Linked DNA regions of Homo sapiens: region 2 is linked to region 1. A link is an interaction called in ENCODE POLR2A ChIA-PET data of the cell type or tissue named here. Cell type or tissue: PC-9. All regions are shown on one strand. Each heading gives the region's core, and the rest is flanking DNA. Links, peaks and the distances in the headings are about the cores only.

Evidence for each region. Peaks named below come from ENCODE experiments on the same cell type or tissue, not always from the same donor. Only the 100,000 strongest peaks of a DNase experiment are listed, where the experiment ranks them.
Region 2: POLR2A ChIA-PET joins it to region 1 with 5 read pairs; 1 of 35 experiments calls an interaction of 5 or more read pairs at or near these places.

The regions. Positions count from the first base shown.
Region 1 is chr7:92,047,056-92,064,513 of GRCh38, reverse strand. It overlaps AKAP9 (A-kinase anchoring protein 9), which reads right to left. Exons shown (of 50, transcript NM_005751.5): 22 at 11,556-11,788; 23 at 3,092-3,254; 24 at 2,028-2,240. Among named protein-coding and RNA genes, the nearest start is that of CYP51A1, 79 kb to the left of the region's middle. In PC-9, for the core only: no CTCF peak of the experiment used is centred there; a DNase peak (open chromatin) is centred at 6,983; H3K27ac peaks cover 1,285 bases.
Region 2 is chr7:92,460,641-92,470,053 of GRCh38, reverse strand. ERVW-1 (endogenous retrovirus group W member 1, envelope) reads left to right here. Exons shown (of 2, transcript NM_001130925.2): 2 at 1-1,674. The coding sequence ends at 1,289. It also overlaps a transcript of GATAD1 not described here. Among named protein-coding and RNA genes, the nearest start is that of ERVW-1, 13 kb to the left of the region's middle. In PC-9, for the core only: no CTCF peak of the experiment used is centred there; DNase peaks (open chromatin) are centred at 3,133 and 5,393; H3K27ac peaks cover 1,040 bases.

The DNA of each region.
Region 1 (17,458 bases), core at 3,675-11,674:
GAGAATAATATTATTACTGATCTCTTAGAGTTATTTTGGCATTAAATGAGTTAATACATGTAAAGAAGAGTGTCTGAGGTATGGTAAGCACTATGTGTTAGCTATTAATATTATTAATATAACAAAGTGTATATAGTAAAAATAAAACAATCTTCTAATGAAGAAAATGGAAAGAACATATCCCTAGGGTCTTTAACTAGTATGCCAACATTGTACTCAGGACTAGGAATCTCTAGAAAACAGCTTTCCTTTTAAAACAACATTAGATGTTAACATAAAAATAAATCAACCAGAGAGCCTCTTATTAAATTTCACTGATCCTTTTGCTACCATCATCTTACATACTTCCTGATTTAGAAGGAGCATTTTAAAAACTCATAGATTGAAAGAGTTTAATACATTTGTTAAATGGTTTCTTAAAAAACTCAAAATGGCTGGGTATGGTGGCTTATGCCTGTAATCCCAGCACTTTGGGAGGCAGAGGTGGGCGGATCACCTGAGGCCAGGAGATTGAGACCAGCCTGGCCAACATGGTGAAACCCCATCTCTACTAAAAGTACAAAAAATTAGCCAGGCATGGTGGCTCCCGCCTGTAGTCTCAGTTACTCAGGAGGCTGAGGTGGAAGAATCGCTTGAACCCAGGAGGCGGAGGTTGCAGTGAGCCGAGATCAGACCACTGCACTCTAGCCTGGGTGATTGAGCAAGACTCCATCTCAAAAAACAAACACAGACAAACAAACAAACAAAAATCAAAATGGTTTTAAGCTCTATGCAAAAATAGACATCATAAGATGATGGTCAGTATGAATCTCAGATGTTAATTTCAAATGAAAATTTGTACTTTTATTGTAAGAAAAGTTTATTTGTTGTTGTTAAAGAGAAAAACTGTAAGTATGGAACAACAGCAACACTGCAAAACTAGAGATGTTAGTTGGCTGAAAATCCAGGTCACCCACATTTTGGAGTTTAAAGTCTACCACCCAAACATTGGCCATGCAATGGTATACACACACCTGCTCCTGGTGCTGCATCGACTGCAGCATCTACTAGTCCTAGGAAAATAGAGAAAAAAAAAAAAAAAGACACAACAAAAGTATAATTTATATGTCTTCTACTTCCTAAAATGGGATAATGCACATGCACACACACGTATCAAAAACAAGAGTTGAAGACACTGATTATCACTGGTAACATTTTGAGAAGTTCCAGTATTTCTTGAATATTTTGCATATATGACATATACTTTCCATATTAAAAATCCCAAACTAAACCTGTTTAATTAATTTGAGCAGCTGGAAGAAACTTCACTATATTACAAAAATGTATGCTGTATTTCTAAACCGATAAAATGAAATCAGTGAAACGGCACATTTAAAAATCCAACTGCACGTGTAATATAAAAGTGAGAGGACATGGTAAACAGGATTAAAGTTCCATCATTACCAAGACTGACATTTACTGCTAAACAAACTTTCACTTCAAGATATTACTTAATATCTTATTTAAGGAAAAATGAAAGGTTACTTAAACATTTAAGTATTATTTGAATTCCTACTACATTAAACTAGATGTCAGCCTACCAGCCACTGACCTTTTTAAATCTACTCTGCTTGCAAGTCAAAAAACCCCTCCACCTGCTCATTACTAGTGCCAGATCAGTGCTTTTAGATATTTAATCCAAGTATACATTTTTGCTGCCTCTCTGCTATTAGAACTAAACCTTACACAATTTTTAAAATATCCTGCCTCATTATTTGCAGCTTTCTCTTGAAGCAGAAGTTTGAGGATAAATGAAGAACTATCTTTTCCTGTTAACATCTGCCTAAGGAAAAAGAAAAAAAAAACCTGATTCCACATGATTGGCTAATAAGACATTTATCTCTAAGGTAGATTTTCTTATAATTTTTTAAATCTCTCTATAAAATATATGAATAATGGCACTGAAAGAGGAAAAAAGCCACCTTAAGCCTTTGAAGAATACAAATAAAATCAGAGGACTGTTTCATACAAATTCTGAAAATACTTACGTTGTTCAACTGGGCCTGCCTCTGCTTTCATAGCTTCCTTTTGTCTGGACAGTAATTCTCTTTCTTCTTGGATCTGCTGTTGCTCTGCCTCCAATTCTTGCAACCTGTTACTTGCACATAACAACTCCTGCTCAAGACGATCTATTATATCAGTTTTTTCCTGAATTTGCCTTTCAAAAAGAGTTTTTTCATCTGCATAGCCATCAATGACGCCTATAATACAAAATTAACAGAAAATAGAACTATTATTCATTTCAAATTCAACCACTAGGTTTTAATATAAACAACAAAAGGTATACTGTTAGCAAAACTTTCCATCATTCCAACCTATTAAAAGTCTTGAATGAATTTGCTGCTCATCACAGCAACTATCAACCTTTAATAGGGTATGGTCAATGCAGACATTTCCTTGTTTACCATTGTGCATAAACATGAAATTTCTCTGAATTTTCTAATACTTTGCTATACCAAAGTACCACATTATGTAGGTGTAAGTCACTTTATTAAACAGATATAAACAGTAAGTTTCTGAAAAGCTTAATACAAATTAGATGCTTGTGAACTGAATCACATTTTGAAAATTAGAAGGTTGGTATTTTAAGTAATTTTAGAAGGCCAACACCCATAACAGCAGAGGAGAATTAAAAAGAGCATAGGGCTTTAGAGATTCAAAGCCTGGAATCACTATGTAATGGTATTTGTGCCCTTTAACAATTTAATAACATCTTTTCGCTTCAGTTTGCTCATCTTTAAATTACAAGGGTTGTCTTAAGATGGTGTGATTACAGTAACGAGTCACCACTATCCTTTTTGGTATTTTCTGAAATTATTATTTTCTGTAACTCTATAAATTCTTTTTATAATTTTATATATATATATATATATATATATATATATATATAGTTTTAAAAATTGCTTGGAGGAACTCTGAAGATAAACCACAAGTACTTTTTAATGGTCATTCTAAATTGGATTGACGGCTTCCAAACCTGGCTGTGCATCAAAAATCTCTATTTTAAGACTGAAATTTCTCTACCCTTAGTTGTCAATGGCAAATTGCTCACCCTCAGCCTTACTGAGCTCCACAGCTAGCTGTTCTCTGGCCCTGGACTCCTCATGAAGGCGCTCTCGAAGTTCCTCTTGGCACTTAAGGGACTCTGTTGCTTCTTGTTTCTGTCTAAATGACTCACGCATCAACTCTGTCTGTGTCACTTTCGCATGTTCAAGCTAAACAAAGAGGGAAACAATACATAAAAGAAAATAAAGTGTGGAAATACTAGTTTCATTCCCTATTAAAGCTGGAAAAAAGGAGGATTTTAAAATAAAGATATACTACTGAATTGTAGTCATTTAGATATTGCCAGTGTATGCTAAGATTAGCAGGTAGGAGAAATCAGAGGAGACATGTATATTGGCTGTGCACGACTTTCTGTAAAGTGATGTATTCTAGCTTTACTGAACAAAAGAATATGCTTCTTTTGGATACAAACCACTTTAAATCAATGGCTGTGTACTTTATCATATAAAAGAAGATATAAAGTTAATGAAGCACAGGCGTTTATTGTATTTGCCAAAGAATTTTATGTAACTATACAGTCTATGATAAACTTTCTTCTACATTTAGTATTTACGGATTGTGACTCCTACAGTATCTGCTGTATACTGTGGGGGACCAATAATACATGATTAATACAATGGCATCAATTAACAAAATGATAGTAGCACAACAAAATGAAATTATATTTATAATCCATGTACTTAACTAAAAGCTTTATATTTCTGTCCATTTGTGAAACACCTAAAGCTCCTATGAATATTCAGCTTATTTTCAAAACCGTAGAATACAGAGACATTAACCATAAACACAGATTCCTTAAAATATTACCAATAGCACATACTGACTACATTCTTAAACAATTTTTTAAGATGATAGAAGGCTTAAAGCCAAAGCTCTCTTGATCACTGCTACTAAATGAGCTGTGTGAAATTGCAGAAAAGTACTGTCTCTGCCTTAGTTTTCTGAGCTTTTGACTATCAGCACCTGCTTATCTGTTATTACTGAAACAATTACATGGGAAAAAATTGAACTCAAATGTTTCTAGTATTTAGTCCAAAAATTGTAAGAAGAAATCATCACATATATTAATAACAGGCTCACAGTAAAGTCATAAGAATTTGTAAATTTACATATAAAGTACTTTGTGCATTAAAAAGATATTAGTGCATTTTAAGCTTAAAATATGATCAAATGTAGTGGTTTCTAATTTATAGTCACATATTGAAAATGTATTACAAAATCATGATAATACTAAAGGATACTTTATTGTTAAAGACTTCCACTTTTCACATCTGAGAGGTATTTGTCATAGCAAATGGATTTTAGAGTAACTACAGCTTTTGATGGCTACTCTAAATCAATTTCCAAAATATCCAGTATGCAATTATTCTTGTTTTAATAGGATATTTCAAATATCACTTATAACTTATTTGCAATTAATATGAATACACGTATAAGACTCATAATAGAAAATTAATCATACATTTTAAATTATAAATTATTTCCTAAAATACCCATGATAATATGTTGTTATCTCAAAAGGAATATTTTTACTTTTAACTGGAAAGAGTTTTTCCTTTAAAGTCTGGATAACTAATATCATTAATTTTTATTACAAAGAAACATAACAATAAAGTATGAACTAATTTATATACAACTACATGGGAATTTACAGTCACAATCCATATTTTAAAAACATATCAATTGTTTTTACACGTTTGTCATTTTTTTCTGTTCATTACATAATGACTATCTAGTAAATACATGTAACTAAAAAGGATATGCTTTTTTTTGTCTTTTTTAAATTTACTATAAGGATATAACAAAGAATTTACAACAAAATAAATGCTTGCTTTAGGTAAGTAAATTAAATAAGCCTTTGCTTCTATGTTCTACTTCCTGACAAGATTTAATCAGCCTTATAATCCATTTAAATATTTATCATAAAACCACAAGAGAAAAACTTGTTTTCTAAAATAAAATGAAAAAGTTGGAACAATCAAATACAGTAAATCTAGCAAAAAAAAATGTCATTTATTATAGCAGATGAGATCCACACTTCATCGGGAGATGAGACACCCTTCAAATAAATGTTCATTAAATACTTAATATTTAAAGAATCCTCTTCCATTCAGTTAGAGTATGTTTATTCCTAATATCTATAACAATATGAAGAATGTAAGATTTCATATTCAATATTTCCAAAGTATTTAAGAAACTTATTACATTAAAAGTACATGTAAAGTATCAGTTAATATTCTGTCACTTTAATATAAAAGTTGCAGAAGAGGTAACAAAACTATTCTGAAAACCATCTGGCTTGTTAAATATTAGCTAGTACAGGATAAAGCTATGAAAGTCATAAAAAGCGCTGAATAACTTTTAGTTATACTGAATAACCTGTAGTGAACCTGAAATACTAAATATTCAAGCCTCTTTATGCTAAACACTTATCCTTAACAATGTTTATAAAATATATTTCATATAAAAAGCAGAAAAGGGTCTTGTTCCACAAGATTACGAGGCATATTAAAAACAAAAAGTAAGTTTCTTAGGTTGTTAAGAATATTAAAATTAGAACCCAAGCTTCCTTTTTTCCTGGACTGGAACAGCCAATATAACATATGATTGTAAACATTTCCTAATTGCTCAATGACAATTCACTTAGCTGTCTTATAAGTATCATAATACCGAGTCTCTCAAATATAATAATTATTCCATTCTTATTCAGGATTGGCATGATAAACATACAAAAGCAAGAATCTTAAGGAAAAGCGGGATCTTTTTAAACAAACTGCCTGGCATTGGAGAAATGTAATATTATCTCATTCTGCTTTCTGTAATTGTAAACATAGCCAAGTTGGAACTCAGACCAAATTTAGCCCTTAAATACATCTAGAATGAATGAGTAGTAACGCATCAAACAAGGTTCTATCCCATTTAGCCTTAATATAGACACTCAAAATTTAATTTCTCATTATAGTGTTTAACTAAATGAATATTTTTTATACTTACTGAATAAGGAGGGGTAGGCAGTGAAATTTTAGAAATAAGCTTTAATATATGCCCGTTTCTTTTATGAATAAAATGGAAAATAGAAGTATTAACAATTACTGAGTTATTTTCATCCAAATGTTCACAAAGAGGAAAAGGATGTGGTAAAGGCACGCGAGATTCAACCTCATAAATGTCTTCATCTTGCTCTTCTAACCACGAGCCACTGACTTTGACAGTTGCCAAATAGGTGCTATAAGAATCCATCCCAGAAGATACAGCTGCCGAGATTCCTAATTTGCTTTATCAATTTTCTAATACATTAAAAAGTTCTTTTTAGTTTATCAAGATCTACCATAGCAGTATAAAAAGTTTCTTTTTTAGCACTATCAAATAAATGTTATAAAATTAATTCATACAACTGCACAATAAAAGGAAGGGGAAAGTCCAGGAAAAAAACTACAAATCTAAAAAAACTTAGGTCTCTATCAATCTTGATGCCCCCTCAAAAAAACCCAAACCAAAACAAAAACCAAAAAAAATCAAAAAACAAAAATAAAAGCAAGCAAACAAAAACACCTTTTAAACTAGCATAATTAAGTCCTTGAAGAGAAGAATAAAAATATAAACATCTAATTAGACGAGCAATAAAACTGCTTTTAATATCAGCGATGTCTGTAGTAATAAGTAAGCCTTCAAAGCAGAACCTGGCAGGGAAGGTCAAGTTTGAAATCTCCATAGCAGCAGTCTTGAGAAATGCAGTTGTAACATTATTTCTCTTGCTCTTGCTGCTTCACTCTATTCAAAAGGAAAAGCTCTTCTGAACTGAGCTATTCAAATAGCCTCTCATGCTGAGCCAAAGGATTCTAGTCAGTGTCCCCTGAGGAAAAGGTCAGAACAGAGGGTGTGGTTTAATGTCTTTACCTATAGGTACACTGACAGGTGGAATGTGAATTAATATGCCCACAAAAAAGCCTGCCAGACAGGATCCAAGTTCCACGTCAGGGCTTTGAAAGGGCATTTAGACAAGTTTATAATGTTTGTAAGATAAGCTGGTGTTTTTCCGTTCCATTAAAAAATTGCTTTAATTTAAAAATGTGAAATTAATTATGCTTGAGTCCACATTAGTAATAAGTTATTCAAGTATATAAAATAATCAAAGTTATTTCTGGAAAATTAAAACTTACTTTTGCTATTTCCTTAGAAATATTACTCATCTTTCAAGCAGCCACTAAAACTATAGACATTTCAGTTATAACCTATTTTCATATTGTTTACAGAGTACATGCTAAGGAAAAAATTCTTTTTAAAGCTACACTGTATGTAACAGTTGAAAACTATACCACTTAAGGTATCTTATGAACCCTGACTAAACTTTAAAAGCCCAAGTTATATAGAATAGCCTTCTGGGTAGCTCCAGAAACCTGGGCAATAGTGAATAAATAAGCCACTCAGAATTTTAGAAGATAAACAACTTACTTTTTAATATTAAAAGATTTTCAATAATGAAAGTTGTTTTAAAGAAAGGAAAAAACCCTCATTTTGGTATTATTCTTTCCAGTAACTAAATATCCTAAATCCACAAAGCCTTTATTTAAATGGAAAAACCCATGCTAAAGAAGGTAGGTAATACCAACACAAATCCATTCTACAGCTACTCACACTATAAAGTTGTTTAAACCAGTACTCAAACCATTTCACAGTAGGTAGACTAATAATTAGGGCAGAGAAAATGACATTTTCTATAGAAAGCCAGAATCTACAGGGAGATGGCTTGTAGCTGTGGAGGGGCAGTTGCCTCTTACAAGTCTGGACTAGGCAATAAAAATTTTTTGTTTATTAGGGTTTCTTATGCAACCCTCCAGTTAGTCTGTGAAGGTGTCTTAACAAAGCACGTTCACAGATTAACTGGAGGGTTGCATAAGAAACCCTAATAAACACCTATACAAGATAGAGGCCTAATCTTATCACTGCTGCAGCTAAATGTGACTTTAGTGGGGCTTTGGCAGATAGAAGTTGTCAATATCCCAGATGCTCAGCTTTATGAACTGTGGGGACCCATGCTTAGCCTATCAAATACCTCTTAAAACACTCTTTCCCTGCTCCCTCTGCAAACTACAGTTTGTTTTGATAATCTGATATCTAGTTTCTCTTATTTGAAGCAAAAACAAAATCTGTAAGTAAGAAACAACCCTTTATAAACAGTTAACATTTCGGTCAGGATAAGAACTAACTACAAAGATAAGAGAGAAAAATTACTGAGAAAAATGGACTCAAAAAAGTAACAGATAAAGATGATTCAGAATAGGGCAAACAGCCCTCATAACAGTATATTAACTGATGGAGTATTATATTAAATATTAATTCATGTTCAGAAAGATGACCATGAATTAAAATAACTGAAATTATTGTCTATTGTTTCACCCATTTTTGGAAGCATGTAAAACTTGCTTCCATCCATGTAAAACAAAAATCTGTAGGTAAGTAGTTATATTAGGAACACAGGTCAAGGTAAGAAGCTTACACAAAGAAAATAAAGTAAAATTAGGGCAAAAAAGACTCAAAAGAGCAGTATTAAATAAAGATGATTCAGGATAGTGGCATACAGCCCTTGTAACAACAGTAATATTAACTGATGATATATTAATTGATGTTCAGAAAGGTGACTGAATTAGAATAATTCAAATTATATTCTATCTTGCTTCCCCCTCTATTTTAGAAAGCACATAAAACTTCTTGCAATCAAAAATAGTTATAATAAAATGACTTAGAAGAACACACTTTTAATTATCCAGACTAGCTTATTATCGCCAGGTTTCAGATAATCAAGATTTTAATGTATATTTGAAGGCTATTAATTTGCAGCATAGAGTTGTTTCCTAAACAAAATAGCTTTACTTAAATCAAATAATGTCAAACCATTTAACTACCTTTCTTCATAAATTATTTCTTCAAACTGTAAAACACTTTTGTTGCTCTCTTTTGGACTTTGATTTGTTCATCTATTTCTTGAAGTTATTTCACAGAGGGCCTATAACCTGCAAACATTACCCTGACGGAGCCTAGACCAATGCTAAGCATACTGGGGACAATACTTGAAGGCAAAATGTGTTTCAGTATTTTGATTGCAGTTATGTTTCAAACACAACAATGACAAAACAAAATCTTAACTTATACTACTGCTTCATCCTCAGATTCCTTTTTTTGAGAAAATATAGAAGCATGTAGCTTTGATGCTGTAATTCTTAAAAACAAGTATTAGGAAGCCCGTAAAAATTTCTTACAGTAAAAATAATTCCATGGGAATAAATTACATATTCATTAATTTATTCCAAGGCCTAGCAGAATCTCTTGGTAAATAACCTCCTATGGCTCTAAATAATACTTCTGGATTCTGGAAAACTTTAATTGCTGAAAAACTACTCCCAAAGAAGAGAATGGTTTTGATTTCTACCTGATCCAGGAGTTTAGAATCTGTGAAACCACACTCTCAAAGATAACATTTCTGCAGAACCACAAAGAGACTACTGAATAAGGATTGTGTTAAAGAGATTACCTCTCTAAGGGCCTTATGACAGTCTCTTAAGCATTCTTTTTCATACTATCATGAAAGCTACCCCAACCAGTAGGAACCTAACAATAAAGTGAATATAGGCCTGATTGTATGGTAGCCTGTCCAAGCAAAAGAGAGGTAAAACCGTTGTAATAAATGTACTATAATATGGACTTGGACATACCACTGGGCAAGTTACCCCTCAAATCAAATATCTAAAGTAAATAACTCCTATAATACAGGTTATGAAATCACCCAATCAGCCTATAAGGCAGATACTTGTCCAGTGCCCTGATATTCAAAAATTTTGCCAGTGAATAACTCATCTTAAACATCTTAAGCATCAACTCCCAAGTAAACTTTACTTGGTCCCCACCACACTCTAACATGTCAGATGTTGCTCTCTTCTCTGGTCTCAGAGTATCCTGTACAAAGCTATTTTCCTGAATTTCTCTTTCACTGAAAACGCAAAGATATTACAGCATGCCTCCCAGCTGTTTTACATTTTGTTATAATACGTGAAAAAAAAAATGAAGGTTAAAGGGAAGTATACTATTATAAAGTAGAACCAAATAATGACACATTGAAGAGGAAAGTGGAATATAAGTTATTTCACAAAGATATTACACATTATTCTGTGTCAATCTGTTAAAAATATTCATCAGGTTCAAGATAATTTTAGTTATTAATCAATGAGACTATTCTGAAGAAATCAATGGCTTTAAACATCTATCCATGGAAGATTAAAAACTGAGCTGAAATTCATTTAAAAGAAAGTTTTTAAAAACGCCTACTCCCAATGCTGAAAAATATTATTCACTTAAGAAATACTTCATTTTTATAACTTTTTATACCTAATGCCAACAACTAGTTTAACATTTTATATAAAAGATGTTAGTAGAGTGCTTCAAAATTAAGCCAGAGAACAATGTGAACATTGTACTAATAATCCACAGATTAGTGGTTCTCAAACTTTAGTGTGAATCAGAATCATATAAAGGACTTATTAAAAACACAGGTTGCTGGGCCCTCAGTTTCAGTAGGTCTGGGGTGGGGCCTAAGAATTTATATATTGAACACATCACCAGGTGATGCTGATATTGCTGGTTAGGGGCTGCACTTTGAGAAGTCTCTGCCATAGGGTTACTGCTCTACACAAAGCTTTTGTGATCCATTCAGTGATATTTAAATTACCACAATACAGAAGAAGCTAAATAACACAGCGTGGAGTTAGTATTCAACAAATTGGGAAAAATCTGGAAAATGCCATGGTCAGACTCCTACTATACTTCACTACCTGGTCACATAAGCAGACAGCTGCTATGAGCTGTGGTCTTGGCCTGGGGAAATGAATGTTTCAGGAGGAGCCCACATGCTTGACTGTTGGCAGCATTAACAAATTTTGGAGAAGTTTCTCTCTAGTAGCCTGTTAAGAACAAGTAGCCTATTGGAACCACTGACCACTTCTGATTTATTTAACATTTTTCACGTTGCTTATCAAAAGACAAATACTATGTTGCATTAACTAAACTGCTTATAATTTACAATGGTATCAAGTAGTAGCAACAGCATTAACACTGGCTGAGATCCAGGTCAAAAGTACTTAATAGCGGTTAAGAAACAAAAAGTATTAACAGTTGTTTTCATATATGAAAGTACAAATCACAAAAATTAAATACTAATATACCTGAAATAAGCAAAAACCAAAACAAAACAAAAGCAGGATCATGTAGGAATTCAGTATAGAATCATTTATACTATACAACTTTCATACAACCAAAGGGATAATTAAGATGCATATGCATTCAAGCTTTGAAAATGCCAAACAGCTATCCATGAAAATATCAAAATTAGCTCAGTCGAGAGAGTGGGATAGTATATTGTACTTCAAACTCAGTACATATTAGCAATATAAGGAGGTTACCTGACTGCTAGTTTCACTTATGGCTTCTAGGAGTTTTTCAACTGCTGCTTGTAGTCGAGAGCTAATGTTCAGCATAAGTTCTTCATTTTCAGGGTCTATTTCAGTTCCAGCAAAACCACTCCTCACAAGTCGTTGTGACAGCTCTGTTCCTTCCTCAGTTACTTTTGACCACATGTTAATGTCATTTCTTGGCATATCACTTCCAGAATAAGAGGGAATGGATTCATCTGTAACTAGAATAACAGTGTTTTAAAGGCATAAATTAATTATAATAATCATAATTTTTTAAAGTTATAAAACAACATCAAACTAAACTGGAAATCATGGAAATTGTAAGGTCTTTTAAAACAATATTGCAACCAAACAAATAAAATATGCAAATATAGGATATAATATTATTCAATAACCAAGCAAAAGAATGAGAAATGTTATGCTAATAGGAATTTGCAGAAATTGATCATGTGGGTAATTCAGTATTTTTTTCTTTGATAAAAACTTCTAAGATACCTTTCAACAGAAATTTACTACATGTCCACTATGTGGAGTTTGCTAAGTAATAGGGACATATAGGTGACAAGATCTGGCTCCAACCCTTGACGACTTTACAATGTAATGAGGAAACACATAAACAATCACAAGAAAAGAAAGGCATTGTGGAGTAGGCCATTTCAAATTGTACAGAGGGATAGAAATAAGTGCTTGGATTTTTCGGGAGCAGACTGACTTTTGAGCCTACATTGGGAGTACAGGATAGAAATAAGTGCTTGAATTTATCTGGTGATGACTAACTTTTGATCCAACACTGGGCAATATCATCTGCTTTGGCTACACAGTAAAAGGAACTGAGATCATTTTGTTGCTTGCTACTGTTTTAAGAGGAATACTGGGATAAGATTAGACTGATGAGCAGGTCTAATTTAACTTTGGACATTGTTATCCACATTACCCACACTATTCTTATTTCTTATGTTAAAAAAAAATGAGTTTGCATGGGTAGAAGATAAGCTTTCCAAGTATTTTCTCTAAGCTATAATAAAAGCATAGGCTATTCACCACTGCCATTAAATACTCCTTTGTGGCAGATGTTACAACTCAACAGTGAAGTTTCCTGAAGAGGCATTACCTATTCTTTTATTACATGTAGTACATATTTGTTATCAGTAACTGTACAAAGTTAACCAATTAAAGCAGAGGAAATCTTCATGTACCAAGTGCTTGGAATAAGCATTCAGTTTGACACATTCACTCAAAATAAGAGCTACTTATTAGAACTTGTCTTGCTAAAGTAGCTGGTGCCACATTTTCTTAATCTATGTAGTAATGACATCAGATACAGCTTCAGACGCAAGACCTGAATTCAGCACAATTCAATATTCACTAAGCATGTCCTCTTTGTAAGTCACTGGCTGTAGAGCCCAAAATTGCATTTTAAGGCATGATTTTAAATGTTTCCCATTATATACAGGTTTATCTAATTCTTAAGGTAACAGTAAATACAACTTTCACTTTGTATCCTTATTCTCCAAAGTAAAAAACACATCAGCTACACTGGTACTTATTTATATTACTCCATGTGCTCAAAATTGAATGCCTTGAAAACATTTAGAAGTGCAAGATAATCTTGGAATTTACAGCATCTTTATGTGAGAAATTAAATGCATTCTAGTAACATTTTCTTTCTCATGGGTACAGAAATGTGACGCAAAGGGAACAGTGTGATACGATGGGAACTCTAGGCTTTTTAGGGCAAAGGGACATGGAGAAATAGTGGTGAGGTAGGTGAGAGAGCTAAAAGAAGGTAGCTGGAAAGTAAGCTGGATTCAAGTTGTAAATGGTCTTAAATTTTATAGGAACCTTAGGGGTTTTGCTATAAACAAATGGAAAGAGTAAATCATATTTTGAATAAGAAGATAATATCAAATATGTGCATCAGGAAGCAAATTGTAGCAATGCAGAGGTAAGTTAAAGGAGAAAAAATTGAGAAAGCACAGGTTGGAGAAGACAATGTAGAAGAAGACAAGGAAAGAAGATATGCGTAAGATGACTCTGGGCTTCCAGCTTAGATGATTCTTAGGTGACAGAGAAATCATTAAGAAAAATACTAAAAAATCAGGAAAAAGTATACAGAGTAGGGATGAAAAATGATTAGTCTGAAGTGTTAATGGGATTTGTGAAGATGAGTCAACTGTTGGAATTTTGGGTCTGCAATGACTTAGGAGTCATTTGTAGAAAGGTGAGAGTTGAAACCTTGGAAGTAGATACATTTGTCCTAGGAGTAATACTCAGTGAGAGAAGGAAGACAAAGTTGAAGTCTCTGTATATCATAATCTAACAAAAGAACCTGTGTTAAAAAATATCAGAGAGAGGCAGGAGAGAGATGTTCCAACAGACAAAAAGAGACGGCTTCAAGACACTTTAGTAATGTTATTTGTCTAGAAAGACAAACAAGACAACGACTGGGAAGATGCTATGGAGACTCCTGTGTTTACCAGCCTTGATTTCTATTCCTGCAGTACCAAAGCTGCTCTCTCAGAGGACAACACTGACCTCCCAGTTGTCAAATCAGCTGGGCACGGTGGCTCATGCCTGTAATCCCAGCACTTTGGGAGGCCGAGGCAGGTGGATCACGAGGTCAGGAGTTCAAGACCAGCCTGGCTAATATGGTGAAACTCCATCTCTACTAAAAAATACAAAAATACAAAAAAAAAAATTACAAAAATACAAAAATTAGCTGGCCATGGTGGCACGTGCCTGTAGTTCCAGCTACTTGGGAGGCTGAGGCAGGAGGATCACTGGAATCCAGGAGGTGGAGGTTGCAGTGAGCCAAGATTGCACTACTGCACTCCCGCCTGGGCGATAGAGCAAAACTCCGTCTCAAAAAAAAAAAAAAAAAAAGTTTGCTGAAATTTACCTTGAGCAGGGAACAAAGGTGAGAAAATTCAACACTTCTTAAATTTTTAAGGCAGTATGAAGACAGTCTAATGTTTTGGGCTATAGAGAAGGAATCAACATGAGGAAAAGATTGAAGGTATGGTGTATTAGATGGGAGCAAATCTCAAGCACAAAATAAAGAGGGTGCGTGAAAGTGACTTATAAAAGGCCTCTGGCTTTTTTAAGCCAAATGGCTAATTTTTAAAAATAGACATTAAAGTACCTAGAAAAGGCAAAGACGTCACCTAGCTTAAGGTATTTTCTTAATAACATTTTGAAAGTATAAACAATCTGAAATAATCTGAATATGTTCCAAGAAAAAACCAAATTTAAAAAAATCCTATAAAATAGAAATATGAGAAAGACATCAAGCTTAAACTTTATTTATTTATTTATTTTATTATTATTATTTTTTTTGAGATGGAGTCTCACTCTGTCGCCCAGGCTGGAGTGCAGTAGCTGGATCTCCGCTCACTGAAAGCTCCGCCTCCGGGGTTCACGTCATTCTCTTGCCTTAGCCTCCCAAGTAGCTGGGACTACAGGCGCCCACCACCACGCCTGGCTAATTTTTTGTATTTTTAGTAGAGATGGGGTTTCACCATGTTAGCCAGGACGGTCTCGATCTCCTGACCGTGTGATCCACCCACCTCAGCCTCCCAAAGTGCTGCGATTACAGGTGTGAGCCACTGTGCCTGGCCCTAAACTTTATTTTTAATAACCAGTCTTGGAGGGAAAAATTCAGAGGATAATATAGATTAGCAGGGGAACTTCACAAGATGCCAATAATAATCTTAGAACATCCAGTTTGGTAAATAGAATCATTTCAAATTGGTGAACCTCTTGGATTTATGTCTTAAAACATAGTAAATGATGGTTATTCAAGTCCTTTAGTTATTAACTTTATGGATTATATCATGTTCATTCCCTGACAGGTAACGATAAACTCCTCAGGTTTAAGTGGGATAGGCAATGTGATAAAGCCTTCTCTGCCCCAAAGGCTCTCTGAATCTCTAATGGCTCCAATGGAAACCACTAGGCTTTAGTCTGACCCTGGATCTGACAGTTGAGAAAACTGTACTGAAGCCCTGGGAGACTTAAGAGGTTTGCCCAATATCACAATGAACTAGAAAAAAAGAAAACAAGGCCTTCTGATTAGTGCAGTGGTGTGATCTCGGCTCACTGCAACCTCCACCTCCTGGGTTCAAGCATTCTCTTGCTTCAGCCTCACGAATAGCTGGGATTACAGGTATGTGCCGCCACACCTGGCTAATTTTCATATTTTTAGTAGAGACGGGGTTTCACCATGTTGGCCAGGCTGGTCTTGAACTCCTGACTTCAGGTGATCTGCCCGCCTTGGCCTCCCAAAGTGTTGGGATTACAGGCATGAGCCATGACTCTCAGCCCCTAGCATTCCTTCTATAAGACAGCATTTCTCCAAAAGGAGGCAGCAGCAGACAAGATTCCATCCCTGGCCTCCTATGGGAGAGGTGAGCATAAAACCACTGAATCATCACAGTGAAGACCTAAAGGAAATTTTTTTTTCAACACAACCTGGGGAATTCATTTTTATGAACTGATCTAATATTCATTCAGGTTTAAGTGATTTTATGTTAGCTCAAAATTTCCCTTCAATTTCATAAACTAGGTTACTCTTATGAGGAAGCAAATATTAGCAACTTTATTCTTTACTTTTTGAGTGTTAACAAGTCCATACATGTTTAAAATCGAAACAAGTTCAGACCTGAAGGCTGAAAACACATCAGAAGTGTTACAACAAAAAGTCATATATGAAAACTGAAAAGCAAAAGTTGCTTCGCAATTAGACTGGTTTAATTTTTTTGTTATACTAAAAAACATAAAACTGTCAAAAGTTTTTCATTTTTAAAAATAATGCTCCCATTATATTTATGAAGGAATGTCAGAAAAAATTCTTACATATGGAACACAGTGTTAATATTTTAAAGCCAGTATTTTCTTTCAGGTTTATATAAAAATTAAAAATTTTAAATTATAAATTCTATTAACTCAATATATCCTTAAAGATGCAAGATGGATCCATTAACTGTCCCCCAGTAATATTAGTGGTTGCTCCAATTTTATTAGTAAGATGATCACACTGCTGCTAAACATAAAAACAGTAAGATGGAGTTAACTAAATGGAAAGTAAATGTAACCAATGATACTAATCCTAGCAAAATTATCTCTGCTACAATATTCTATACACTATATTTCTTAACTGTGGATTTAGCTTTTTCTCTTATCTCAATATTATTCTTTCAGAATCGGTCAACAGTTAAATAACTAAAATTTTAAAGGTTTTAGTTGATTCAAATATACGTAGTGGTTTTAGGCAAAATATTAAATATTATGACTCTATTTTGCTTTGAATCAGAATAGCAATGACTTCTTCATTAGACTATGAATTGCTGTAAAGCTGAGAGCATAGAGAAATAGCTCAGTAAATGTCTGCAGAATTAAACTCATAAAATTGCTTATAATTGAAAACTATGGTCAGTCGCAGTGGCTCACGCCTGTAATTCTAGCACTTTGGGAGGCCGAGGTTGGTGGATCACTTGAGGTCAGGAGTTCGAAACCAGCCTGGCTAACATAGTGAAACCCTGTCTCTACTAAAAATACAAAAATATTAGCCAGGCATGGTGGCAGGCACCTGTAATCCCAGCTACTTGGGAGGCTGCAGCAGGAGAATGGCTTGAACCCAGGAGGTGGAGGTTGCAGTAAGCAGAGATTGCGCCACTGCTCTCCAGCCTAGGTGACAGAGCGAGACTCAAAAGGAAAAAAAAAAGGAAAGAAAACCATTACTGTATCTTAAAATAGGATATACATATTTCATGTGTGTTGGAAGATTTAGATACACTTATGCAAGAAAATAGGCTAGTGGATCAGAAGTCTTTTTAGGTCTGCTTTCTCATGGAAAATGAACATAAATATAATCCTCTGTGCTTGAGTTAAAT
Region 2 (9,413 bases), core at 1-8,000, 410 kb before region 1:
CCCAAACTGGTATGTCTGATGGGGGTGGAGTTCAAGATCAGGCAAGAGAAAAACATGTAAAAGAAGTAATCTCCCAACTCACCCGGGTACATGGCACCTCTAGCCCCTACAAAGGACTAGATCTCTCAAAACTACATGAAACCCTCCGTACCCATACTCGCCTGGTAAGCCTATTTAATACCACCCTCACTGGGCTCCATGAGGTCTCGGCCCAAAACCCTACTAACTGTTGGATATGCCTCCCCCTGAACTTCAGGCCATATGTTTCAATCCCTGTACCTGAACAATGGAACAACTTCAGCACAGAAATAAACACCACTTCCGTTTTAGTAGGACCTCTTGTTTCCAATCTGGAAATAACCCATACCTCAAACCTCACCTGTGTAAAATTTAGCAATACTACATACACAACCAACTCCCAATGCATCAGGTGGGTAACTCCTCCCACACAAATAGTCTGCCTACCCTCAGGAATATTTTTTGTCTGTGGTACCTCAGCCTATCGTTGTTTGAATGGCTCTTCAGAATCTATGTGCTTCCTCTCATTCTTAGTGCCCCCTATGACCATCTACACTGAACAAGATTTATACAGTTATGTCATATCTAAGCCCCGCAACAAAAGAGTACCCATTCTTCCTTTTGTTATAGGAGCAGGAGTGCTAGGTGCACTAGGTACTGGCATTGGCGGTATCACAACCTCTACTCAGTTCTACTACAAACTATCTCAAGAACTAAATGGGGACATGGAACGGGTCGCCGACTCCCTGGTCACCTTGCAAGATCAACTTAACTCCCTAGCAGCAGTAGTCCTTCAAAATCGAAGAGCTTTAGACTTGCTAACCGCTGAAAGAGGGGGAACCTGTTTATTTTTAGGGGAAGAATGCTGTTATTATGTTAATCAATCCGGAATCGTCACTGAGAAAGTTAAAGAAATTCGAGATCGAATACAACGTAGAGCAGAGGAGCTTCGAAACACTGGACCCTGGGGCCTCCTCAGCCAATGGATGCCCTGGATTCTCCCCTTCTTAGGACCTCTAGCAGCTATAATATTGCTACTCCTCTTTGGACCCTGTATCTTTAACCTCCTTGTTAACTTTGTCTCTTCCAGAATCGAAGCTGTAAAACTACAAATGGAGCCCAAGATGCAGTCCAAGACTAAGATCTACCGCAGACCCCTGGACCGGCCTGCTAGCCCACGATCTGATGTTAATGACATCAAAGGCACCCCTCCTGAGGAAATCTCAGCTGCACAACCTCTACTACGCCCCAATTCAGCAGGAAGCAGTTAGAGCGGTCGTCGGCCAACCTCCCCAACAGCACTTAGGTTTTCCTGTTGAGATGGGGGACTGAGAGACAGGACTAGCTGGATTTCCTAGGCTGACTAAGAATCCCTAAGCCTAGCTGGGAAGGTGACCACATCCACCTTTAAACACGGGGCTTGCAACTTAGCTCACACCTGACCAATCAGAGAGCTCACTAAAATGCTAATTAGGCAAAGACAGGAGGTAAAGAAATAGCCAATCATCTATTGCCTGAGAGCACAGCAGGAGGGACAATGATCGGGATATAAACCCAAGTCTTCGAGCCGGCAACGGCAACCCCCTTTGGGTCCCCTCCCTTTGTATGGGAGCTCTGTTTTCATGCTATTTCACTCTATTAAATCTTGCAACTGCACTCTTCTGGTCCATGTTTCTTACGGCTTGAGCTGAGCTTTCGCTCGCCATCCACCACTGCTGTTTGCCGCCACCGCAGACCCGCCGCTGACTCCCATCCCTCTGGATCATGCAGGGTGTCCGCTGTGCTCCTGATCCAGCGAGGCACCCATTGCCGCTCCCAATCGGGCTAAAGGCTTGCCATTGTTCCTGCATGGCTAAGTGCCTGGGTTCATCCTAATTGAGCTGAACACTAGTCACTGGGTTCCATGGTTCTCTTCTGTGACCCACAGCTTCTAATAGAGCTATAACACTCACCGCATGGCCCAAGGTTCCATTCCTTGAATCCATAAGGCCAAGAACCCCAGGTCAGAGAACACGAGGCTTGCCACCATCTTGGGAGCTCTGTGAGCAAGGACCCCCAAGTAACACAACCATGAGGGTGCAAATGCATGGGCCACTAATGGTAGAGCAAGAAAACAGAAGGGCCCTGGTTCCTCGAAGGCATCAGTGAGCTGAAATGCCTGCCCTGGATGTCCTATTCCTAGGTGTTTTTCTGCCTGAAGCAGATTAAACCCTTTGTTCACTTCTCCAAGTAGGGCTTCTATTACAGCCCAAATCAATCCCCACCCCAGATGACATCATCCTATTAATACTTTTCAAAGTCTTCCTGTCCTTAAACTTCCAGCTTCCCCAAAACCCCACAGAAGATCAGCAGTCTGCTCTCCTAAGGGAGCCTGGGCCTGACTGGCATAGCTCTCCCTTACAATAGTAAGCAATTAATTCAGCTTTGCGACTTGATCAGTCCAAAGTGGCTGCCAGTTTGAAAATCTCAGAAAGGTACCATATGTACTAAGAGAAGCCCTGACATGAGGGCCTAAGCCAAAAGTTGGCCCACATCCTTCCTCTTCCAAATTTAGGATGGGCACTGTAAAGATAAATATGAATTTAATAAGTTTAATTCCACCTGTTGAAAATGAGGCAAGAAATTTTCCTCCCCTCCATGTCAGGTTATTACTTGAGAAAACTTGTATGTGCTTTCTCAGTCTCTTTGAAATATATATATGTATATAATTTTTTTTTTATTTTGAGACGGAGTTTTGTTCTTGTTTCCAGGCTGGAGTGCAATGGTGCAATCTCGGCTCAACCTCCGCCTCCGGGTTCAAGTGATTCTCCTGCCTCAACCTCCCTGGTAGCTAGGATTACAGGCATGTGTCACCATGCCTGGCTAATTTTTTTGTATTTTTAGTAGAAATGGGTTTCATCATGTTGGCCAGGCTGGTTTCGAACTCCTGACCTCAGGTGATCCACCTGCCTTGGCCTCCCAAAGTGCTGGGATTAAAAGCATGAGCCATCATGCCCAGCCTGAAATACATATACAGATATATATATTTAAAAACTGAATCAGCCTTTTGTCAGCTTTATGACCTAGGAATGTCTTTCTCAAGGATCTGGGAAATGTAAACATTACCAGATAGCATACCTATCTTCCAGTTTCTGTGGGAGGGTAACAGCCTAATCTTAATGAGTACCTTGCACCAAGCTATAAAAGTAACTCCTGTTTCCACACTCCCCCACCCCCGAAAAGTTGATATCTTAGATAACACAAGTGGTCACATCAATTATCAGGTAAAGTTAGAATGAACTGTGTGACCAGTGGTGCTGTCAAGTTCTCTTAGTTGAGGACTATTTATCTCGAAAACATACATGTAATGGGCTGTACCTGCTTGGCTGTACAAAATGGTGAAATTTCCTTCTGTCTTTGTGATCTCTTAGCAAAGTGCCTGTGATGTGCATCACATTCTCATTTAATTTTTATTCAATAATAAAGCTTATCTTTCTCTACTGCCTTCATGGAGAGGATTTCTGGGTTGAGAGAAGATTTTGTTTTTTAAATTATATTTCCCCAACAGCACCTTCACCCTTTATTCTAAAACTGCTGGCTGGGTGTGGTGGCTTATGCCTGTAATCACAACCCTTTGGGAGGCCAAGGTCGGAGGACTGCTTGAGGCCAGGAGTTTGAGAACTAGCCTAAGCAATATAGTGAGACCCCATCTCTTAAAAAAAAATAGCTGGGCATGGTAGTGCACAACTGTGGTCCCAGCTACTCAGGAGGCTGAGGTAGGAGGATCACTTGAGCCTGGGAGGTGGAGGCTGCAGTGAGCAGTGATCACAACAGTGCACTCCAGCCCGGGTGACAGTGCAAGAACCTGTTTCAAAAAAAAAATAAAATTGCTGTCTTTTTCACTCACACCTTCACTATTCATGGGGAGAAGTGTGTAAGGTATAACAGTCTTTTTGTAATAAACCTCCCCACTTCCACTCTTCTAATCAGAAGTAGAGATGATGTTATGAGAAGTTGAGATTAAGGTTGTAGCTTTTCTTTTTTCTTTTTTTTGAGACCGAGTCTCACTCTGTCGGCCCAGACTGGAGTACAACGGTGCGATCTTGGCTCACTGCAACCTCCCCACTGCCCAGGTTCAAGTGATTCTCCTGCCTCAGCCTCCTGAGTAACTGGGATTACAGGGATGTGCCACCACGCCGGGCTAATTTTTGTATTTTTAGTAGAGACGAGGTTTCACCATGTTGACCAGGCTAGTCTTGAACTCCAGGCCTCAGGTGATCCCCCAACCTGGCCTCCCAAGGTGGGGGATTACAGGCATGAGCCACCATGCCTGGCAGATTGTAGCTTTTTTGTTTACAGTTTGGTAATTACTTCATGCCAGTCTGTCATGTTTAATAAACAACACAGGTTAGTGATTGCTTTTTTTCTTTTTTTTTTTGAGATGGAGTTTCCCTCTTGTCATCCAGGCTAGAGTGCAATGGCGTGATCTTGGCTCACTGCAACCTCCACCTCCCAGATTCAAGTAATTCTCCTGCCTCAGCCTCTGGAGTAGCTGGGATTACAGGCAGCGGCCACCACAGCCAGCTAATTTTTGTATTTTTAGTAGAGATGGGGTTTCACCATGTTGGCCAGGCTGGTCTCAAACTCCTGACCTCAGGTGATCCACCCGCCTCGGCCTCTCAAAGTGCCAGGATTACAGGCATGAGCCACTGCACCCAGCCAATTGCCTCTTCTTCAACAGAAAAGAAAGAAAATGAAACTATGTAAGTTCAGCCATGTGCAGGGATGCTTTAGAAATAACATTTAGATTTTTAATTTGTATTAGATTCTTTGGACCTAGTACTGTATTTCTCACAGTAGCATTTACCCAATTTCTTTCGGATCCTACGTATGGCAGTTCAGCAGTGACATTTCCATGGTATTTTCTTAACTTCTTTAGGCCTCATTTTTCCTATCTGTAGAATGAGGGAGTTAGATTAGATGGTCTCTAAATCCGTACATCTACAAAGAATATGAATCTTTGAAAAATTGTTTTCTTTATCTGGATCACAAGCCACTATCAATCTATGAGAATCTGCACTGGAGTTGAAGAAACAAGCTTTATTCACAAAATCAAATTTTATTTGCCTAGAAATGTTCGGCTTACAAAACCTGAAATGAACTCTTTGGAAGCTCCTCTATGGCATTATTCTGATGCTCAGGGCATCAACATGCTGGGACACTCCCTTGCCTAACCTCTGTGCCCAGGGGCCCTGCCTGAGGACGCTGGCAGGATTCTCTAGCTTGCTCTGAAAAACGATGCCTTTGCTGAAGCCACTCTTCTGGTTGTCCTTTTATGGCCTGTCCCCATTTCAGTGATTCCCCTGCAAGCTGAAGCATGCAGCAGTTAGACCAGTTTTTCCATTCTTCTTAATTCCCAAGGCCCTTTCCTAGGCTTTCATAATGCAAGACACAAGGACAGATGATTATTATTTCTAGGCTTCGGATATTTGTGCAGAGGACTAGAGTTGAGAAAGGGAGCCTTGACTGTGGTAGGCCTGAATGTGTTCTAAGTTTGGACATGACCTCAGAGTGAGCACTGAGGCTGGCCCACAGGCCAGAAACCCACAAAAATATGGCTGTCCATCTTGCCCACCTGCCTAACAGTTTGTCCCATAAAAGCATTAAATTAGGAGACAGAAATCAACTAGGTGCAGAGTTTTGTTACTGCATTGCACGTCTCCTGAGTTCTCAAATCCGTATTTTCAATTATCTAATGGATATTCAAGTCCAGGAGATGGCTCACAGTCCTCACATTACAAAACAGAACACACACCTCACATCACATGCAAATCTCCACCTAGCCTTGTTTACTAACTGGGAGATTTTTAAATTATAAGAATCAAGTAGGATCTTTGCCCACGTATTTTTTTAAGAGTTTTTCACCTACCAAAAAGTTGTACTCAATGTCTTCCTTAATTCATCCTCCTCACTCAGTCTCTATTTACAACTGGTTATTAAATTCTGTTGACTTTATCTCCTATATATCTATTTTTTAAAGATTATGGTAAAATATGCATAACAAAACTTACAATTTTAACCTTTTTTTTGAGACTAAGTCTCGCTCTGTCCCCCAGGCTGGAGTGCAGTGGCGCAATCTCAACTCACTGCAACCTCTGCCTCCTGGGTTCAAGCAATTCCTAGGCCTCATCCTCCCAGCAGCTGGGACTACAGGCACCCACCACCACACTCGACTAATTTTTGTATTTTTAATAGAGATGGGGTTTCGCCACGTTGGCCAGGCTGGTCCTTAACTCTTGACCTCAACTGATCTGCCTGCCTTGGCCTCCCAAAGTGCTGAAATTACAGGCATGAGCCACCGCACCCAGGTATCAACCTTTTTTTTTTTTTTTTTGAGACGGAATCTGGCTCTGTTGCCCAGGCTGGAGTGCAGTGGCGCGATCTCAGCTCACTGCAAGCTCCGACTCCCAGGTCACACCATTCTCCTGCCTCAGCCTCCCGAGTAGCTGGGACTACAGGTGCCTGCCACCATGCCCGGCTAATTTTTTTTTTATTTGTTTTTATTTTTTAGTAGAGACAGGGTTTCACCATGTTAGCCAGAATGGTCTCAATCTCCTGACCTCATGATCCGCCTGTCTTGGCCTCCCAAAGTTCTGGGATTTACAGCCATGAGCCACTGCGCCAGCCCAGTATTAACCATTTTTAAGTGTACAATTTAGTGTCATTAAGTACATTCATCATGTTGACTACTGTCACTACCCATTTCCAGAATTTTTTCAAAATCACTCCAAACCGAAAATTTGTACCCACAATACCCCTCTTCCCACAACCCTGGTAACCTCTAATGTTCTGTATCTATGACATAATTTGCCTATTCTAGGTAACTAACTCATATAAGTGGAATTATACAATATTTGTCCTTTTAAGTTTGGCTTATTTCCATTAACATGTTTTCAAGGTTCATCATTATAGCATGTATCAGAATTTCATTCCTTCTACGGCTGAATAATATCCCACTGCACGACCTCACCACGTTTTGATCATCCATTCGTCTGCTGATGGGTCCTTGTGTTGTTTCTATCTCTGTCAGCTTGGGCTGCTGCAACAAAATACCGTAGCCTGAGTGGTTTAAACAACACACATTCATTTCTCACAGTTCTGGATGCTGAGAACCCAAGAGCAAGGTGCTAGCAGATTTGGGTTCTGGTGAGAGCTCTCTTCCTGGCTGTGGCCACCTTCTGGCTGTCTTCTTACATAGTGAGGAGAGAAAGGAAGGCTTTGGTCTGTTCTCCTCTTCCTAAAAGGACACTAATTCCACTATGCGGGCTCCACCCTCATGACCTCGTAGAAATCTGATTACCTCCCAAAGGCCCTACTCCCCTAATACCATTGCCTTGGGGGCCAGGGCTTTAACATATGAACTTGGGGCATGGGGATCAGGCACACATTCAGCCTGTAACACCATTTAGATTACCATCTTTGGACCTAAATATCTATTTTAAAGTTGTATTTTTTTCCTGACTACGTAAGTAGTGGATGCTAGTAATACAAACTTCAAAATTTTTAAAAGCATAAAGAATATTAAAATGACTGTAATTCCAACTATGCTTGTTATTTTGTTTGTTCCAGTTTTCTTTATATGCATATGTATGCATGTGTATATGTGTGTGTTTTTGTTTTTTTTTTTTACAAAATCAGAATCATTATGTAGTTGTGTCCAGGTTTTACACTAAACATTTTATAAACTTTTTTTTGCGTTATTAAAAATTATTTGTAAATGGTATTTCTGATGACAGCATAAAATTCTATTAGAAAAATATCAAAATTCATTTTCCTATTGTTGGACCTTTAGATTGTTTCTGGTTTTTCACAACTTTAAATACTGTTAACAACTTCTTTTTATACCCATTTTTTGGTCCACATTTTAAATCCTCTTAGCATGGATTCTTAGAAATGAAATTACTGGATCAAGAAGTACTTTTAATACTTTTAAGATTATAGATACATATTGCTATTCTAAAAAGCTATGTTAATTTACATTGGCCACCAGCTGGATAGGGTGTCCCTCTGTGCCTCTGAGGTGGTCCCTAGTGGTCTCTGCCCTTGGAATTCACGCCCTTGTGTGGTCCTGTGTTCACACTGTACCAGAGTTGGTCTGTGTGACCCAACAGCATATGGCAGAAGTGCTGGTATGTCCCTTCTTTCAGATTAGGTTATAGAAAAGATGGTGGCTTCCATCTTGGGTGCAACTGCCCTTGCGTCTTTCTGTCACGGACCATTTGCTGTGAGCAAACCTGTGGAGGCCCACAGAGAGGAATGGAAGCTTCCTGCCAACAGCCACATGAGGGAGCTGTTTCTCCCATTTTATTCTTTGCTTTTCAATTTAGTATATAAACTTTAAAAATAATCCAATCTATCTTTCCCTATGTGATCTCTTTCATTACTTTTTGATTTAAAAAATGTATCAAAGCACTACATATTCATAGCAAAAAGATGGCCAAATAATTCTAAACAGTTTATAATGAGAAACAGTAGTTCCTTGCCTTCTCTTTCAGAGTCTCAGCAACTGTTATCAGCCAGAATTCGATCAGAGAAACAGAACCACTAGGAGCGATATAGAAAAGGAATCTATAAAGGAAACTTTACCTTACACAATTGTTGGAGCTTGCTGAACACTCTGTGTAAGGCTGTTGCTTCTGTGTTTGGTGTTGGGGCCTTAAGTCAGCAGCGCAGGCAGTCTGGAAGGGAAGACAGATTTCAAGTGGAGGACAGGAAAGAAAAACTTGAACCTACATCAGTCTCTTACCCTCGCCAAACCTCCAATTCAGATGATACAGGCACCCTGCAGAAGAAGCTGGTGACCTTTACCACAGAGCTAAGCATGCGCCTGGCCCAGGAGTGGCTGAAGCTGAAGGAAGTCACTCCCAAGTTCTTTCCTAGAATCATGATGTGAATATAGGAAAATAATGAAATCACTGACTTTATTTTCTCAGCTGGTCATTCACTCCCTTTCAAGGGTTTAAGAACTACTATTTATAAAATATTCTAGATATGTATAGACTAAAAGCCAGCGGTTGTTCACCACCAGTTGGGCACTTATGCAAACAAACGTGTGTGTGTGTGTGTGCTTATTGTAAAAAATTTGGAAAATACTGCTTGTTAGAGAAAATTTGGAAAATACTGCGAAGTATAAAGCTGAAAAAAGTAGCTGCAGAAAACCTCTGTTGACATGTTAAAATTCTGGAGGAATTTCCGTCTTTTTTTTTTTTTTTTTTTTTTTGAGAGAAGGTCTCACTTCTATCACCCAGGCTGGAGTGGTGGCACAATCATGGGTCACTGCAGCTCAAGTGATCCTCCACCTCAGCCTCTTAAAGTGCTGGGATTACAGGCATGAGCTACTGTGCCTGGGCTCCTTC